Regions from separate parts of the Homo sapiens genome. Here region 2 is linked to region 1. The links are chromatin contacts, found by Hi-C in ENCODE. All regions are on one chromosome and are shown on one strand. The core of a region is the stretch at or near the end of the contact, and the rest is flanking DNA. Distances in the headings are between cores, read along the strand shown. Region 1 holds the start of MTX2 (metaxin 2). Region 2 holds the start of IFT70B (intraflagellar transport 70B).

Evidence for each region. A loop is a pair of places that touch in the nucleus more often than their neighbours do. Pooled maps may share reads with other maps.
Region 2: a map of CD8-positive, alpha-beta T cell shows a loop between it and region 1 (35-fold over the local background). The contact joins the promoter of IFT70B here to the promoter of MTX2 in region 1. A Hi-C loop is called at or near these places in 2 of 168 maps with a recorded cell type or tissue (CD8-positive, alpha-beta T cell and naive thymus-derived CD4-positive, alpha-beta T cell) and 7 of 50 pooled maps.

The regions. Positions count from the first base shown.
Region 1 is chr2:176,267,817-176,271,822 of GRCh38, reverse strand. It overlaps MTX2 (metaxin 2), which reads right to left and starts at 2,381. Exons shown (of 10, transcript NM_006554.5): 1 at 2,154-2,381. The coding sequence starts at 2,193. RefSeq lists enhancers at 1,487-2,112, 2,113-2,740 and a silencer at 2,445-2,534.
Region 2 is chr2:177,550,888-177,554,713 of GRCh38, reverse strand. It overlaps IFT70B (intraflagellar transport 70B), which reads left to right and starts at 1,918. Exons shown (of 1, transcript NM_152517.3): 1 at 1,918-3,826. The coding sequence starts at 1,951. RefSeq lists enhancers at 1,652-1,941, 1,310-2,113, 2,114-2,918.

The DNA.
Region 1 (4,006 bases), core at 1,132-3,631:
TAATGCTGCAATTAATATCATTGTGTATTTCTTTAAGTACTGGTCTTTACATTTCTATCAGATAAACCCCCATAAGTAGAATTTTCAGGCCAGAGAATGTCATTTTAATAAATATTGCTACATTACGTTCCCAAAAAGTAATACTAACTTACAGACCCAATAGTTTGAGAGTAACTTTTCCCCATGCCCTATTAGTACTAGAAATCATATTCACTTTTGTCCATCTGATGGCAGGGGTGGGAGGATGCTATACATTATTAGGGACAGAGAACATCTTTTCATCTGTTCACTGTCCATCTATATTTCACCCTTTTGTGAAATGCCTGTTCCAATCCTTTGTCCTTGATTCTGTTGGTTTGTCTTCTTATTTGTACTAACTTGAGATGTCTTTTATCAAAGTTTTAAAATTTTTTCGGCAATCAAATCTGCCAATTTCTTCTCTTATGGATTATGAATTCTTAAGTTTTGCTTAGGCCTCTTCTGCTATCCAAGGATTATTAAAATAATCTATGTTTTCCTCTAATTATTTTATTACAATTTTGTTGTTTTATATTTAGATCTTTAATCAATCTGGAATTTATTCATGTGGTGTAATGACTTAGTAGTTGTTCCAACACCATTTATTGAATTATCCATTTTTAAATGCTTCCTCCTAGAGTAACAGATCACTACAAATAGCTAAGACGGCAGACAGACAAAATGCCTAGAAATTTTTAAACGTCACTACTTAAAGCAGTATCCAAAGTTTATTAAAAGACATTCATCATTTTCTCATTAAAAGAAATCACATATTAGGACACATGCACACAGTGAACCACTCAACATACACTGTGAAGTTTTTTTTTTCAACATAGTAGCAAACTAAATTAAATCGCTGATCTAACTATATAAGCCTGATTTTGTTTCAACATAAATGGTAAAAGCAGAAATAATCATTGCTTGAAATCTCAAGATTAGTCATTGATTTGGGTCGCAAATATTTATTGAGCACCAACTGACTATGGATACAATGGGGAACAAAACAAGTTTGATCCCTACTTTCAGGAAGCTTGCAATCTAGTAGGAGCTTCTCTCCTCTAAAAAATAATGTTTTTAAGTGAAGAAGGAAAAAAAAGAAATGTACGTTCACACAAACGCAAAGCAGTGAAAAACATTCCGGCAAATTTTATGACACATTCTGTACTTCCCATTTCCAAAATACTATCTTATTACTTCAAATGTACCTATTTATTGTGGTGACTGTCTTCATTACTGTACTCATGTTGAAAACACTGCTAGGGAGTTATGACTAATTCCATTAGCCTCTATCTCAAAGTACCTATGTTTAGTCTCCTCACTTTCTCAACAATATTTAATTTCTTTCATTACAATAAATAAAAACCTCAATAAGAGAAATTACAAACCTATATACATCAGTCATGTTCAGTCCACCGACTCAAAAGTATTTCTTTAAAGTACATGCAGATTTAAAAATTTTCCATGAATCCGCGCGGGCGTGGTGGCGGGCGCCTGTAATCCCAACTACTCGGGAGGCTAAGGCAGGAGAATCGCTTGAACCCGGGAAGCGGAGGTTGCAGTGAGCCCAGGTTGTGCCACTGCACTCCAGCCTCGGTGACAAAAGAGAAACTCCGTCTCAACAAATAAATAAATAAATAACTCCTAGAGTCTTAGCAAATGGCACTACTGTGTCGCTGGGAGACGAAGCAAGAAGTCTGGTGTTCCCTCAACAATAGGTAACAACTGATTAGTGACAGTCACCTTAAACTTTTTGAGTACCAAGACCCAGAAACTGCCACCACTCTTAGACTGAAGCGTTCAGATGCTTGCCCCTGTGGTAACGCCCCCCACCTCAATCCCAATCCAAGGCCTCCCCCTCATACTCCAGCACCTCCCAACTGAATGGGGAGGTGGGACAAAGTACCGCCCAAGGGAAGGAGACGGGACTCCTGCTCCTGCGGGGTGACCTTGGCCAAGTGTCTCCTTCTCAGTTTTCCCATATGTGAGATAAGGTTGGTAGTCCGTGCCCGCCTCCACCATCCGGGCCGGGTTCAGCGTATAATGCCGCAAGGCTGGAGGAAAGCTCCAGCCCTGTACCCCACGCGGCTCCCCGAGACCGCGCCGCCACCTTCTGGGTCTGCGGCCAGCCGCGCTACCTGCAATCTGGGAGACGAAGGCTTCCGCCACTAGAGACATGTCGGCTGGGAGGCCCGGCGCCCGGGTGCCTGCCCCCCACGGGCCTCAGCGTCCTCCACCGCAAACCCGGAGGCTCTCGGCAGTTAACGAGCCTAGCCCCGCCAACGTTCAGACTCGCAAAGCCCACTCCAACAGCAGCGGCGGCTGCAGTGAGGCCCCCAAGGTTACCGCCAGGCCTGGCTAGGGACTTCCGGCGCAGCCGACAACGGCACTCGAGCGCTTCCGCCGGCCCCGCCCCCGCGCCGTCCTACGGGGCGCCGGCGCGGCTAGCTCCGTCCAGCCAATTCCAGGCTCTGCGCTGGGGGCCCGCAGGTGGAAGCGAAGTACCCGACTCGTCTCCCACCCAGGGGACTGGCAGGGGAATCTGGGAGATTTTTAGCGTCCTTTCTGTAAGCCAGAATTTTGTAACCGAGTAACATTTGTAAACGCCCACTGGATACCAGGCACTTATATACCTATATCTACACACACATATATACATATATACACACACACATACACACATATATAATATATACACGTATATATGTACACATGTACATATATACACATATATACATATATATACACATATATTCTATTTGACTTCGTCTTCTCAACAACCCATTAAAGTAATAATATTATCGCCATTTTACGGATAAGAATATAGGCTTAAGGAGTTTAAACTGCCTGCCCAGGCAGTCCTCCAAGGACCAGATTCAAGGCTGCATGAATTCCCTCTATTCCATTATATTGCTGGGTTGATTAGTCCGTGGATAGACATTAGTGTTTTTTGTTGTTGTTGTTTATTCAAACATGCTTGGCAGAAAGGAGGCTTGAGCAGCGCCTAAGCCAGAAGGTAATTTGTCCTTCAACTCCATACACCCGAAATGATGCTCAGCTTGGAGAATAAGATACTTTAGTTTCACACACTTCTCACCTTTCGGGGGTGAACGGGGCAGGAAGAGGAGAAACTAAATTCCCTGAGTAACTTTGTCTTAACCTAATAGCTTCTTAAATTACACAATTAAAGAAAAATCATATGCATTACAGATTGGTGGTATTACAAGTGGGACAGGCTTCAGAGCTGGTAACCCAAAGCCCCCTTCACTGATGAGAAACAAGTTCAGAGAGGTGAGGTAACTCATTTTAAATCACACAGTAAATCAAAAAGTCAGACAGCTTACTAGGTTTTTGCAGAGGAAACCTGTATTCTAAGAATTACTGTCCATGACATTTAGAAAGCTATATTTCCATTCTTTATATCCGTAGATCTCTATTACTGTTCATTCTGCCTCCTTAACTAGCGTGGTTGGTTTCCTAGAGCTGCCAGATTACCACAAACTGGTTGGCTAAACAACAGAAATTCATTCTCACAATTCTGGAGGCTAGAAGTCTGAAATCAAGGTGTCAGCAGGGCCATGCTGTCTTGCAAGGCTCCAGAGAAGGGGGTTGCCGGCAATCTTCCATGTACTTTGGCTTGTAGATACATCACTCCAATCTCTGCCACCACATCACACGGCATTCCCCCTGTGTGTCAATGTGTTCAAATTTCTCTCTTCTTGAGAAATAACACCAGTCATTGTGTTAGGGACCCCCACCCTAATCCAGCAGGACCTCATCTTAACATGATTTCTTTTCTTTTCTTTTCTTTTTTTTTTTTTTTTTTTTTGAGATGGAGTCTTGCTCTGTCACCTAGGCTGGAGTGCAGTGGCGTGATCTCGGCCCACTGCAACCTCCACCTTCCAGGTTCAAGCGATTCTCCTGCCTTGGCCTCCCAAATAGCTGAGATTACAGGTGCGTGCCACCATGCCCGGCTAATTTTTGTATTTTT
Region 2 (3,826 bases), core at 669-3,168, 1.3 Mb before region 1:
CTAATATTCCCCTATAACTGGGCCCATACATGATAGATAGAGTTAATTCATCAGTGACTATTACCTACTGAACTTAGCTTTGGAATTTCATGATTCAGCTGCTTCTTATCTAGCTGTGTCATCTCAGGCAAGTTGCCTAATCTTTCTGATTCACATGTTCTTCATCAGTAATATGCAGAATACAGGGTGGTTATTATGATTAGAAATAATATATATAGGTGGTCTAATAGAATGTGATGCAATATGGTTGGTGTTGGCTCCAAAATTTATATGTAGAAAAGATTTATGAACAGCAATACTGTTGAAGAGGCAGTAAGGTACCTGCATTGAAGTATTTAATTATATAGCAAAGACATGCTCTGACTTGGACTGTTTATCATGGGTGGTAGTGAGGCCAATGGACATCATGGAAGACTACAAAAGACAATGCTCTGTCCCAGGCCACCATATGATAGATGTTAATGAATTACAACTATTATTGTTACCTTGAAAACTACACTATTTACAAGTACCTCACTGGGATAAGCCAAATTCATATTTTGCTATCTTGTCTATGTCCCTAATTCTTGATTGAAAAATTGTATTTATTCTCCCTTAAAGTCTATGGTCTCCAGGTCAGTTTATCTAGGGGTATTTTTTAAATTGGTGATTAAATATAATTTTATGGAATAATTAAGCCCCTAGTTTTTCACAGCCCCATCATGGCCACTAATAAACTGAAAAAAAATTATACAAAAATAGCCCCAGGATAATAACATGGAATCTACAGCATCTATTCCAAATATATAACAAAGAATGAAAGAAAACCCAGAATGATATCTTGTACAGTCTAGCAAACCTGCATAGAAATCTTCAAACTAAGAATCTGGAAAAAAAATTAAAGTGTAGGCAATCTTTTCTTATTTTAACAGAAGAAAATCCATATTTATCAGTTCAATATCCAAAATCCCTAGAAGGCTGAAAAGTACAAACTGAGCATGTGTGTCTCTCACACACCCACACATCACTGGCTGACTAATTTAGTAGTTAAGAGAGAAGAGTAAAAATGCATAGGGAAAGGAGCACATTTTAATGTCTTGGATTTTCCCCTCTTGGAAAAAACTGAAGTCATGCATTTCTCCAACGTTTCTACCTAGTAGTGAAAGTTGGAACTCCAGCGCAATGGGGATGGCCAAGGGTAAACGCCAATATATACTCAGTAATATTTGTTGTTACGGGAAAAAAGAGCGGGAGATACTTGGACCTAAAACCGAAACTCTCCCAGTACCAATCAAGATTCACAGTCCTTTTTCCTCATTAACCTCTGGAAACCACCAAATTAAGGATTCCTGCTCGCCGCTCTATTCCGTTCTTACAAACTGTGCCCTCGGGGTAGTGCAAAAAAGAACGTGCTCTAATTCCAGGGTAATTCCAAGAGATAACTCGCCTTTTGCCATCCCGGTTCTTTTACTGAAACTAAACCAAAAGCCAGCATTATTATCGACCACACCGTGTACCAGGCTCAAAATCGCCAGGAACATGGGGCCGGAAACCTTCCTCCGCCGCGCCAGAGACCACGGTGCCATAACAGACACAGTGAGCGCCCCTCATCTTTAAGAGGCAGGGAAGGAGAGTTACCCTGCACCCCCACGGGCCGCCGGTTCGGTAGGTACAGCCGGGACTACGTCTCCCAGCATGCAGCGCGGCTACGACCCGCGCCGCGGAACCACTGGAACGGTGCATGCCGGGACGAGTAGATTCAGTCTCTGAACGGCCCGGAGTAGTCTTTCCCCTCCTGAATGCCGCCACTCCGCAGTCCAGAGTATTTGAAGATCAAGCTGAAATTGAGAGACTGACGAGAGTGGTCCCTTTTTGTTCCTAACAGATTTCTTGCGACAAGGAAACCGGCAGTCTTCCGCTTCCGGTTGCTCTGTTGCCATAGTAACCGCACCCATAACAGCCGTGGTGGTTATGGCTGGCCTGAGCGGCGCGCAGATCCCCGACGGGGAGTTCACCGCGGTCGTGTACCGCCTCATCCGCAATGCACGCTACGCCGAGGCGGTGCAGCTGCTGGGCGGAGAACTGCAGCGGAGCCCTAGGAGCCGCGCCGGCCTGTCGCTGCTAGGCTACTGCTACTACCGCCTGCAGGAGTTCGCGCTGGCGGCCGAGTGCTATGAGCAGCTGGGCCAGCTGCACCCGGAACTGGAGCAGTACCGCCTGTACCAGGCCCAGGCCCTGTACAAGGCCTGCCTTTATGCGGAGGCCACCCGGGTCGCCTTCCTTCTCCTGGATAACCCCGCCTACCACAGCCGGGTCCTCCGCCTGCAAGCTGCTATCAAGTACAGCGAGGGCGATCTGCCAGGGTCCAGGAGCCTGGTAGAGCAGCTGCCGAGTAGGGAAGGGGGAGAGGAAAGTGGGGGCGAGAATGAGACCGATGGCCAGATCAACCTGGGTTGTTTGCTCTACAAGGAGGGACAGTATGAAGCTGCATGCTCCAAGTTTTTTGCCGCCCTGCAGGCCTCGGGCTACCAGCCTGACCTTTCCTACAACCTGGCTTTGGCCTATTACAGCAGCCGACAGTATGCTTCAGCACTGAAGCATATCGCTGAGATTATTGAGCGTGGCATCCGCCAGCACCCTGAGCTAGGTGTGGGCATGACCACTGAGGGCATTGATGTTCGCAGTGTTGGCAACACCTTAGTCCTCCATCAGACTGCTCTGGTGGAAGCCTTCAACCTTAAGGCAGCTATAGAATACCAACTGAGAAACTATGAGGCAGCTCAAGAAGCCCTCACTGACATGCCACCCAGGGCAGAGGAAGAGTTGGACCCTGTGACCCTACACAACCAGGCACTAATGAACATGGATGCCAGGCCTACAGAAGGGTTTGAAAAGCTACAGTTTTTGCTCCAACAGAATCCCTTTCCTCCAGAGACTTTTGGCAACCTGTTGCTGCTCTACTGTAAATATGAGTATTTTGACCTGGCAGCAGATGTCCTGGCAGAAAATGCCCATTTGATTTATAAGTTCCTCACACCCTATCTCTATGACTTCTTGGACGCTGTGATCACTTGCCAGACAGCTCCTGAAGAGGCTTTCATTAAGCTTGATGGGCTAGCAGGGATGCTGACTGAGGTCCTCCGGAAACTTACCATACAAGTACAGGAAGCAAGACACAATAGAGATGATGAAGCTATCAAAAAGGCAGTGAATGAATATGATGAAACCATGGAGAAATACATTCCTGTGTTGATGGCTCAGGCAAAAATCTACTGGAATCTTGAAAATTATCCAATGGTGGAAAAGATCTTCCGCAAATCTGTGGAATTCTGTAACGACCATGATGTGTGGAAGTTGAATGTGGCTCATGTTCTGTTCATGCAGGAAAACAAATACAAAGAAGCCATTGGTTTCTATGAACCCATAGTCAAGAAGCATTATGATAACATCCTGAATGTCAGTGCTATTGTACTGGCTAATCTCTGTGTTTCCTATATTATGACAAGTCAAAATGAAGAAGCAGAGGAGTTGATGAGGAAGATTGAAAAGGAGGAAGAGCAGCTCTCTTATGATGACCCAGATAAGAAAATGTACCATCTCTGCATTGTGAATTTGGTGATAGGAACTCTTTATTGTGCCAAAGGAAATTATGACTTTGGTATTTCTCGAGTTATCAAAAGCTTGGAACCTTACAACAAAAAGCTGGGAACAGACACCTGGTATTATGCCAAAAGATGCTTCCTGTCCTTGTTAGAAAACATGTCAAAACACACAATCATGCTTCGTGATAGTGTTATTCAAGAATGTGTCCAGTTTCTAGAACACTGTGAACTTCATGGCAGAAACA